Linked DNA regions of Homo sapiens: region 2 is linked to region 1. A link is a loop called in an ENCODE intact Hi-C map of the cell type or tissue named here. Cell type or tissue: IMR-90. All regions are shown on one strand. Each heading gives the region's core, and the rest is flanking DNA. Links, peaks and the distances in the headings are about the cores only. Region 1 overlaps STX8 (syntaxin 8). Region 2 overlaps STX8 (syntaxin 8).

Region 1 (5,377 bases), core at 214-5,213:
TTACAGGCGTAAGCCACTGCATCCGGCCCTAAAGTATGTTTCAATCCCTCTGTCTCCACTGCCACCACCCCATTTCATGTCACCCTCTTACCCAGATGCTGGGATAGTTCTCTCAAAGAGGTCTTGTTGGCTTTACTTGGACCTGGACACCATACCCTCCGGTCCAGTCTCCACACTGTGACATAAATGACTGTCTAACCTAAAGGAGATATTGCCGCTCCCTGCTTAAACCCTTCACTTGCTTCCCTTGTACTTAGGATAAAATCCAACTCCTTACCATGGCTTCTAGGGCCCTGCAGGACTTAGCCCTGACACTCTCACCAAATTTACCTTGATTTCTCTCCTCACTGGCCAGTTCTAACCACAGTGGGTTTCTTTCCATTCCATGAATCCCTAGCTGCTCTGTGCTTCCCACTCTGCCTGGCTTTGGCTGGCATGGTCTTCACCCAGCTTTATTTACTTTTAGATCTCAACAGATCACCTCATCAGAAAGCCATATCTGACCACCCCATTAAAGTAACTGTTGTCATAACATCTTGTTTATTTCCTTCTTAATGCTTCTCTATGATTTGTAATCATTTTATTGTGTGGTTGTTTGAATGTCTGACTCCCCCATTAGCCTGTCAATTCCTCAGGCACAGGTATCATGTCTATCTTGACCCTTGTTGTATTCCCAGAACCTAACATGGTACCTGGTACAGAGTTGGGTAGAAGCAGATGGAGGCTGACTGGCTTCTGTGTATTCAGCCTAGATGCCTTCATGAGCCATTGAGACCCTGCCTTCACTCATTGAGACCCTGCCCTCACTCATTGAGACCCTGCCCTCACTAACCTTCACCCACTATCATTTCCAGCTATCCCTTCTCTTATACCTCCATCCACACCCCGTGCTCCAGAGAACTTCAGGTCCTCTCATTTGAGAAATAGCGGTAGGGACATTCTCCAGAGTGACAAGGAAGTTAACCAGAAAAGGATGTGTTCCTTACTCATTTTTAAGTCATGAAGATGTTCATCCGCATTAAACCTACTGACGCTGTAAACTCTAGATTTGAAATAGCCATGGATGTTAAAAGGTGATTCTGGCTAGGCACAGTGGTATGCACCTGTAGTCCCAGCTACTCCAGAGGCTGAGGCAGGAGGATCGTTTGAGCCCAAGAGTTCAAGGTTGTCGTGTGTTAATGATCACACTTGTGAATAGCCACTGCACTCCAGCCTGGGCAACATAGCAAGATCTCGTCTCTTTAAAAAAAGAAAAGGTGGCTGAGTGCAGTGGCTCACACCTGTAATCCCAGCACTTTGGGAGGCCGAGGCGGGCGGATCACGAGATCAGGAGTTCGAGACCAGCCTGCCCAACATAGTGAAACCCCGTCTCTACTAAAAACACAAAAAAATTAGCCGAGCGTGGTGGTGGGCACCTGTAATCCCAGCTACTCAGGAGGCTGAGGCAGGAGAATGGCTTGAATCCAGGAGGTAGAGGTTGCAGTGAGCTGAGATCGTGCCACTGCACTCCAGCCTGGGTAACAGAGCGAGACTCCATCTCAAAAACAACAACCAAAAAAAAAAAACAAACAAATAAACAAACAAAAACAAGAAAAGCTGACAAAAAACTAATTTTGTTGATGTCTTAGATATCTCAACAGTGGCCTAAAAGTTCTAATTTCGGAAGTGATGGAGATCCTTTCAGTCATCTTGCTGATGACCCAAAATTTTACAATTAGAAATGTATTCCTTGAGTCAAAATCTGTCCCTCGTTTAAAGCACATACATCTGTAGCCTGGGATATATATTAATTAAACTTTTGTTCTTTGGGACATCTTTTGGTTGGGGAAAAAATGAAACAGAATCACTCACATTTCCACAAAAAAAGATGGGGTTACTTTAAAGAAACATGTTCCCTTCGTTAGGAACCAAGGCAGACTTGGTAAGCCTGCATCACTCCTTATTTCCTAGTCCAACTTCAGAGAAAATAATCCTTATCCAGCTCAGTTGCATGTACTGGACCAAAATCACTCAGGGGCTGCTGGCCAGCCTGTGGATCGGCTGAACTTGCCCTGCATGCCCAGGGCCCTATGGCTTGATGGGTGGGATCAGGGGGTAGATAGAAACCGCAGCCACCTTGACTCACACCTCAGCCAGAGCTCTGATCTAAAAAGATCCCATTTGAAGGGGCTGTAGGCACACCATGAAGCATGACTGGAAAAGCCTTAATAATAAGATAAGTGAGTGTTTATTGAGCATTTACTGTGTCATTGACATTATTGCAGCACATTATATATACGCTACTGTTATCCCCCGCCCTTTTTTTTTTTCTTTTTTTTCTTTTTTTGAGGCAGAGTCTCACTCTGTTGACCAGGCTGGAGTGCAGTGGCACGATCTTGGCTCACTACATCCTCTGCTTCCCGGGTTCAAATGATTCTCCTGCCTCAGCCTCCCGAGTAGCTGGGATTACAGGCATGAGCCACCATGCCCGGCTAATTTTTGTATTTTTACTAGAGACGGGGTTTCTCCATGTTGGTCAGGCTGATCTCAAACTCTTGACCTCATGATCCACCCACCTTGGCCTCTCAAAGTGCTGGGATCACAGGCATGAGCCACTGCGCCCAACCTGTTATCCCCATCTTATAGGTGAGGTCCAGATGGGTTAAATGGCTGGCTCATGATCACACAGATGGGAAGTTCAGTAGCTAGACAGTCTGCTCTCCAGCAGACTTACACCTCTAAGTAAAGAGAAGTTGCTGGTGTATGTAAATAGGTAAGGGTGGGAATAGTGGAACTCCATTGACCAGGGAGAAGGCACTAAAGGAGAGACAGAGAGCAGCGATGTCTCCCTGCGTCAGTGAAGCCAGCCCTTTACTTAGAGGCGATGGGGGAAAATAGGAAGGCAGAAGAGCTCCACCTAGGAGGTAATAGACAAAGGAAAGAAGTTCCCATGGACGCTTGGAGTGAAAGTGGAAATATACCAAGGAAGGGACCCCAGAGGTCTGGGTGAACCACTCAGCCCTGGGAGGCCGGAGCTCAAGAGGATGGTTGCGTCATCAGAAGCAAAAGAAGTGGAAGTTGTAAAGAGACCCTTAACTTGAACAGTCAAGTAATGATGATTTTGTTGGTTTCTGTGACTTAGAGACATCATAAAGAAATTGTTGGGCCAGGCGCGGTGGCTCATGCCTGTAATCCCTGCACTTTGGGAGGCCAAGGCGGGCGGATTACTTGAGGTCAGGAGTCTGAGACCAGCTTGGCCAACATGGTGAAACCCCATCTCTACTAAAAATACAAAAATTAGCCAGGCATGGTGGTGCATGCCTGTAGTCCCAGCTACTTGGGAGGCTGAAGCAGGAGAATTGCTTGAACCTGGGAGGTGGAGGTTGCAGTGAGCTGAGATCACGCCACTGCACTCCAGCCTGGTGACAGAGCGAGACTCCGTCTCAAAAAAAAAAAAAAAAAAGAAAAAAGAAATTGTTGTATTTTTGAAGACTTTGTTTATTATTATTATTATTATTATTATTATTATTATTATTTTTGAGACAGAGTCTCACACTGTTGCCCAGGCTGGAGTGCAGTGGTGCAATCTCGGCTCACTGCAAGCTCTGCCTCCGGGGTTCACACCATTCTCCTGCCTTAGCCTCCCAAGTAGCTGGGACTACAGGTGCCCACCAACACGCCCGGTTAATTTTTTGTATTTTTAGTAGAGACAGGGTCTCACCGTGTTAGCCAGGATGGTCTCGATCTCCTGACCTTGTGATCCGCCCGCCTCAGCCTCCCAAAGTGCTGGGATTACAGCCTCCCAAAGTGCTGGGAGCCACCGCGCCCGGCCTGAAGACTTTGTTTAAACAAATGTCTATATCACTCGTGAATTTGGGTTTTTTGAAGACTTTTTTTTACTGCAGGAAGTTATGAACAAAGCCAAGCTGATGATCAAATCCTTTCCAGAACAGTGGTTGAGATCTAACCTCCACCCAAGCCAGCAAGCAGGTAACAGATCTGGGCAGGAAGGCATTATCTGTACCTTAAGAAGACCAAGTGAGGTTAACATGCAGAGGGGAGGGATGGCAAAGCCAGAGTAGGTGGCACATTTGACACTTTTCATAAGAAAATGACTTTCTTGTCTGACTTTTTGGTAGAAAATTCTCATGAGTAAGTACCGGTTATGGTCATTTCCCCAGAGCTAACATGAGACTGTAATGACTAAAATGTGGATTGTGATTCAGTTATTCTAATCTTATATTCAGTACCATTCAACAAGACTGGAAAAGAAGCACCCCTTTATATCCAGGAAACTGTCAGAAGGGACCACTGAGAGCAGACGGCAGAGCATGTTAGACTAGACAGCAACAGAGCCGCTGCATTGAGGCCTGCCACGCAAACACACGCCCACTCCCAAACAGCTTGGATTTCCAACGTGAGACGGGAATGCGTGGGAAATCGCCAAGGCAGAAAGGCCTCAAGCCAATTCTGCAATTAGCCAATAGCCTGTACTGGCCTCCACATTCGTTTAGATAAATTTTGAAATCATCAGCAAACTGTGGAGCTAGATTCTTTCTTTGCGAAGACAAAGTCAGACAGTGTTAACCTGCGTAGCGCCATGAGGAAAGGATGTGGGACGAGCTCTACTTCCCACCCCCGGCAGGAGCTGAATCATTCTGCAGGGACACCCCTGGCTGTGTGTGGCCTGGCGTGGTCCTCGCTGGCAGTGGGGAGAGGGGTCCCTGCTGGGGGTGGAGACTGGGTCCAGGACCTAGCAGCCCTACCTCGAGGCCCTGCTTCCAGGCTCACCCCCATCTTAGTTAAACCTGCAGAGGGGATGTTAATTAGCAAAGACTGGCGCTCAGGGAGTTGGGGGAGCTCTTAGCCCTCTCCCTTCCAAGAAAGATGACCTTTTGGACCCAAAAAGGAGAATTGGGCTCCAGTTGCTCTCGTTCGAGGCACTCGGAGTGCTTCCCACGTATCTCATTTATCCTCATGACACCCCAGAGAGGTAAGTTTGTTTGAGGTTTATACAAAGTTATGATTATGCCTATAGATTCCAGTTCCTGCCTCTATGTCATTCTAAACCTCGGGTCTCATCCCCATCTCACTTTTCCTAACATAACTAAACCCTTCGGGGAATGAAACGTCTCAGGCTTTCGCCTCGCCAAAGGGCGGTTTTCCCCCTTCCTTCTTTGTTGTTGTTAAGTTTGATTTATTGCTTCGCATTCTAGCCAGGCTCGATGGATGTTCGGAATATTATAAATAATGTGGATTGAAAAGATTGTGCTGAAATGTTTATTGCGTTCTTAGAAAGAGAACAAGGAATGGCGCGGAGAGTGTGGCAGTGGGGAAAGAGGGGCGTGAGGAAGGTGGGAAGACCCATCCTGCTCCTAGGATATTTTAGTGTGTCAAT
Region 2 (5,377 bases), core at 73-5,072, 85 kb before region 1:
TATATATAGATTTTTCTTTTATATCCGTAAATTGAAATGAAATGAAGAATTGGATTCTAGTTGGGACTGAATTTACCAAAGCTGGCTAAGCCTGGGTCGGGAGAGAAGAGGCAAAATCACTTTATGTCTTTTCACATGTAAAATCAATGATCCCTGGCCTCAGATGGTTAATTTTACATTATATGTATTTTGCCACTGGATGGTCTTTGAGGTTCCATCCAACTCTGTCATCCTCTTTCCATACTCCTTTGAAGAGAATTAACCACCACACTGTATACACACGTGCACTCACACTAAATCAGTTATGAGCTAGGGGAATAGGCAAGACCTTTGCTGATCCTCTCCTATCATACAGGGTGGCCGCATCAAGTTAAATACATGCAGAGTTAAATCATACCTGAATAGAGACTTTTACCTTCAGTGTGTTTTTATTATTTGAATTTTTTTTTCAAACATATATAGTTTTTCTCATTGGAACAAAACAAGAAAGAGATTATTTATTTATTTATTTATTTATTTTTTTTTTTTTTTGAGACGGAGTCTCACTCTGTCGCCCAGGCTCCAGGCTGGAGTGCAGTGGCACAATCTCAGCTCACTGCAAGCTCCGCCTCCTGAGTTCACGCCATTCTCCTGCCTCAACCTCCCTAGTAGCTGGGACTACAGGCGCCCGCCACCACGCCTGGCTAACTTTTTTGTGTTTTGTTTAGTAGAGACGGGGTTTCACCATGTTAGCCAGTCTGGTCTTAGACTCCTGTCCTCGTGATACGCCCACCTCGGCCTCCCAAAGTACTGGGATTATAGGTGTGAGCCACCGCGCCCAGCCAGAGAGAGAATTTTTAATGGAAGATAAGGAGAAGATTTGGCAGGTTTTAGTATGTATTAGGGCAGGAAAATAAAGGAATAGAATTACAGAGAATCTTTACTTCTGGGTTCTGTGTTCAAAAGTAATTGGTAGATAGAGATTCCTTATGTTTTTCTCCCAAGTTGGCATTATAGCTCTAGGGCTGTTTTTAATTACATGTTTGTTTGTTTGTTGAGACAGAGTCTCACACTGTCATGCAGGCCCGAGTACAGTGGTACGATCTCACTGCAACCTCCGCCTCCCTGGTTCAAGCGATTCTTATGCTTCAGCCTCCTGAGAAGCTGGGATTACAGGCATGGGCCAACACCCCGGCTAATTTTTGTATTTTTAGTAGAGACGGGGTTTCACCATGGTGGCCAGGCTGATCTTGAACTCCTGACCTCAAGTGATCTGCCCACTTCAGCCTCCCAAGGTGCTGGGATTACAGGCATGAGCCACTGCGTCCAGCCTAGTTACATGTTTAAAAGTGAGCTGGTAGACACTTTAAATTTTTTGAATAAGTTCCCTAAAATTGATGTTTTGGGTACAGATTTGATGCCTTTCCTTTCTTTAAAACTGTAACTATAAAATGAATCAAATGGAGGCGTGCGTGGTTTGTAGGGTTATTAAAGTCACAGTTAATCACACATGGATTATCTTCTTTGGATATTGTCTAAATGGAAATTCAAATATCAGATTACCTTCCTGACTTTCTGGTGCTTGCCACTCTGTTTAAGAGGCATCCAGCTCCTGCCAGTTATTGGTGCGTGCTCAGAGAATGAGACACAGTTTTGCTTTCATGTTAGTTGTGACATCTAACGTTGCTTACAAGAAACAATCACTGTTAAAAGTTGAATGGAACTAAACAAAATTAAAGATGGAATTGTAATATTTTTAGAAATTATAATAATTAATACCTTGCTGCACTAATTAGTAATTCTGTACAAAGCATCTCTGTTGGCCACATTGATTGTTCTGTCCGTGAGTAAATCCCTACTCCTGCTGCTCTTCACCCTGGAGCATACATTATGGTGGTACCCATGTGAAGAGAGCAGCTCAACTGCAAAGCAACGCCTGCAGTCCAGAGACTCTGCCCTTGTGACTTATCTAATCTAATGCAGTAGACGCCCACTTGAAGCTGCACATGTTTGAATGAAGCAAGAGAGGTTGGGTAATTTAAAGGAATCTGTGGTATTTAGAAAATAAATAGATAATTCTCCTTTGCCAAGTCCCTTGGAAATTCAGTGGCATAAGCCCTGGTATTAGCTTTTAAATAACTTAACTCCAGATGTTGCATTAATAATTTTTTTTTCTTTAATCAGCTCTAGGGATCCATTAATTGACTCCAACAGAACCTTACCAATGACTCGGTATTTATTTTTTGGCTCACCTTTCCTTTCTATTTCAGAGCCAGGCAATGACAATTTTCAGTCATTGAACCAGCGTTAAATTCCTTAGAATAATTGATTTGGGGTTCATTTTTAAATCACTGTTGACTTTTTCTGCCCATGAGTCTGAACACGAAGGTCAATTTCTCTGGACTAGCAGCAAATTGATCTTTGTATTGAAGTTGGGTATCAGCTGTCAGGGACCTGTAGCCGGCACCGCGGGTCTCACTGGGTTACTTTCTGCAGCTCTGGAGCTGACTGCTGAGCGCTGGGTGCTCAGCCGTGACTCAGTCAGGCATGCATCTCAGTTGTCCTTGAGAGAGTGCATGTCTACCGAGCAGCCTCCAAATGTTCTTTGACACTTTGATTCACGCTCGAAACAGCCCGTATTTCTCTTTTGGCCCTTAAAACGGTCGTTGCTTTCAAAATGACTTTTGGATTTCTACAGTCTTTTTTTTTTTTTTTTTAACACTAATAAATATTTTTTTTCTTGCAGACAGGGAATTAAGATTTTTCACCATTTTGTTGATATTTTGGCTGGTATAACTTATCTGGAAGGAAAACAGAAAAGGGTTCTTTTGAAAGTGAGTAAATATAGTAGAGATGGTAGCTCAACACTGTAATCCCAGCACTTTGGGAGGCCGAGGCAGGCAGATCACCTGAGGTCAGGAGTTCGAGACCAGCCTGGCCAACATGGTGAAACCTCATCTCTACTAAAAATAACAAAAATGAGCTGGGCGTGGTGGTGCACGACTGTAATCCCAGCTACTCGGGAGGCTGAGGCAGGAGAATCGCTTGAACCCGGGAGGCAGAGGTTGCAGTGAGCTGCGATGGCACCACTGCACTCCAGCCTGGGCTACAAGAGTGAGACTCTGACTCAAAAAAAAAAAAAAAAAAAAAAAAGACGGTTAATTTTACATTATATGTATTTTGCCCACAATAGAAAGTTTTTAATTTAAAAAATGAAGAAATACTTGGTGTTCCCCCTTTCCATTAAATTATGGCAAGGTTAAAATAGTGTAATTTCAAAATTCCTTGGCATCTTCAAAATATTGTGCCATCCTGTTCCGTATGTCAGGCTCAGGAAACAATACCTCAAAAAATGGCCCTTTGACACGCGGAACTAAAGACACCTCAGGGGCTCTTTAACCTTCTCCCCACTCCTGTCCCTCAATCCTCTGTCCCTCCCAAAGCACAGAATGAGGCTCTTCTCTGAAGCTCCCTTATCTGCCTGGAAACAGGACCCACCAAAGAGAAATAAAATCACCTTTGATCCCTTCCCTGAAATTTCATTAACCAGAGAAAATTAAAACTCCTATCACAGTCCAGGCACGGTGGCTCACACCTGTAATCCCAGCACTTCGGGAGGCCAAGGCGGGCGGATCACGAGCTCAGGAGATCGAGACCATCCTGGCTAACACGGTGAAACCCTGTCTCTACTAAAAATACAAAAATATTAGCCGGGCATGGTGGTCGGCGCTTGTAGTCCCAGCTATTTGGGAGGCTGAGGCGGGAGAATGGCATGAACGTGGGAGGCGGAGCTTGCAGTGAGCCGAGATTGCACCACTGCACTCCAGCCTGGGCGACAGAGCAAGACTCTGTCCCAAAAAAAAAAAAAAAAAAAAAATATGTCTCAGCATTGTGGAATACCAGGAAAACTCTTAAGTTTGTGGGTGATGGGAGTTCAGAGGAGCCCTTCAAGGGATTTCTCTTTGGGGATTTCAGGCTCTCTATTCAACCTTTCTTCCCAGGGCCAGTGTGTTTATCTTGAAGGTGATAACTTCCACAGAGAGTAATACCTCTTTTCCTGCGTATTAACGCCCAAAGTCAGGCTCAAGAGCCTTAGTTCCACCTGAGGTCAGGAGTTCAATACCAGCCTGGCCAACATGTTGAAACCCCATCTCTACTAAAATTACAAAAATTAGCCAGGCGTGGTGGCAGGCGCCTGTAATCCCAGCTATTTGGGAGGCTGAGGCAGAAGGATCTCTTGAACCCGGGAGATGGAGGTTGCAGTGAGCCAAGATTGCGCCATTGCACTCCAGCCTGGGCAACAAGAGCAAAACTCCATCTCAAAAAAAAAAAGAAAAAAAAAAGCCTTAGTTCCACTGAGAGGATGCTGGATATAATCCCACCCAGGTTTCCCTGTAGCACTGGTGACCCCCAAGGGGCTGGGGACTATTACATGTAAGCCAATCAAATACAGCCATAATGTTCCCATCCTTAAATCACATCTCCTGCCCTGGGGTATTGGGTGCTCCCGGAGTTTCCTGTACTCATCCTCACTTCTCTCTTTGTAATCTTTTCCCCCTACTCTCTCCTTTCCTGTTTTCTCTCAGTTCCAGTCTTCCTCCCTTAATTACTGTCCTCTCTATTTATCATCTTGGTCAAGAATATGCCTTTTAAAGGCCTCATGCCCAAGCTGCATCCCACCCTTCAGCCAGCATTCCTAGCACCCTGCCATCCTCCGGTTTCTTTTGTGTGGCCTCACCAGCCGCTTTCTCTCCTCAATGTGTCACCGAACATGGGGCCATCTGGAAGTGTGTTTAGAAGATAACGGAGCACAGGAATAGTCCCAAGAAGTGCATTTAAAAACTGTTACTGTGTAATAACTTTATGATACATTCTGCCGCATCCTCTTAAAAATACCTTTTGTATCTGTTTTCTTGTCATTTCCATTATGCCTTTTAAAGTGGGTTGAAGACCGTGAATGAACAACTGAGTGGTGTACCATGGCTGCCCTTTTGCAAAATTGAAGACCTTTTTTTCCCTTCTGTTTAGAGACAGGGTCTCGCTCAGTTGCCCAGGCTGGAGTGCAGTGGCATGGTCATACCTCTGTGCTAAGCTATCAGGAGGATCACTTGAGCCCTGGAGTTCGTCCCCTGTAGCTGAAACTACAGGTGTGCACCACCATGCCCAGCTAATTTTTTTGTTTGTTTTTTTGGTAGAGATGAAGTCTCGCTTTCTTACCTAGGCTTGTCTTGAACTCCTGGTTTCAAACGATCTACCTTGGCCTCCTGAAGTGCTGGGATTTACAGGTGTGAGCCACTGCACCTAAAAATTGAAGACTGAAGCAGCCTTCTCCCAACTTGGTTTCAGCTCCTTATTAAAAGATGTTTTTGTGTTCGGTCATCTTAGCAGCATGCAAACC

Evidence for each region. Peaks named below come from ENCODE experiments on the same cell type or tissue, not always from the same donor. Only the 100,000 strongest peaks of a DNase experiment are listed, where the experiment ranks them.
Region 2: a loop joins it to region 1, with 2.2 times the contacts of the local background. A loop is called at or near these places in 1 of 110 quality-filtered maps.

What each region holds. Positions count from the first base shown.
Region 1 is chr17:9,272,817-9,278,193 of GRCh38, reverse strand. All of the region lies in intron 7 of STX8 (syntaxin 8), which reads left to right. Among named protein-coding and RNA genes, the nearest start is that of NTN1, 250 kb to the right of the region's middle. RefSeq lists an enhancer at 4,693-5,194. In IMR-90, for the core only: no CTCF peak of the experiment used is centred there; no DNase peak of the experiment used is centred there.
Region 2 is chr17:9,357,983-9,363,359 of GRCh38, reverse strand. All of the region lies in intron 7 of STX8 (syntaxin 8), which reads left to right. Among named protein-coding and RNA genes, the nearest start is that of STX8, 220 kb to the left of the region's middle. In IMR-90, for the core only: no CTCF peak of the experiment used is centred there; DNase peaks (open chromatin) are centred at 1,969 and 2,519; H3K27ac peaks cover 428 bases.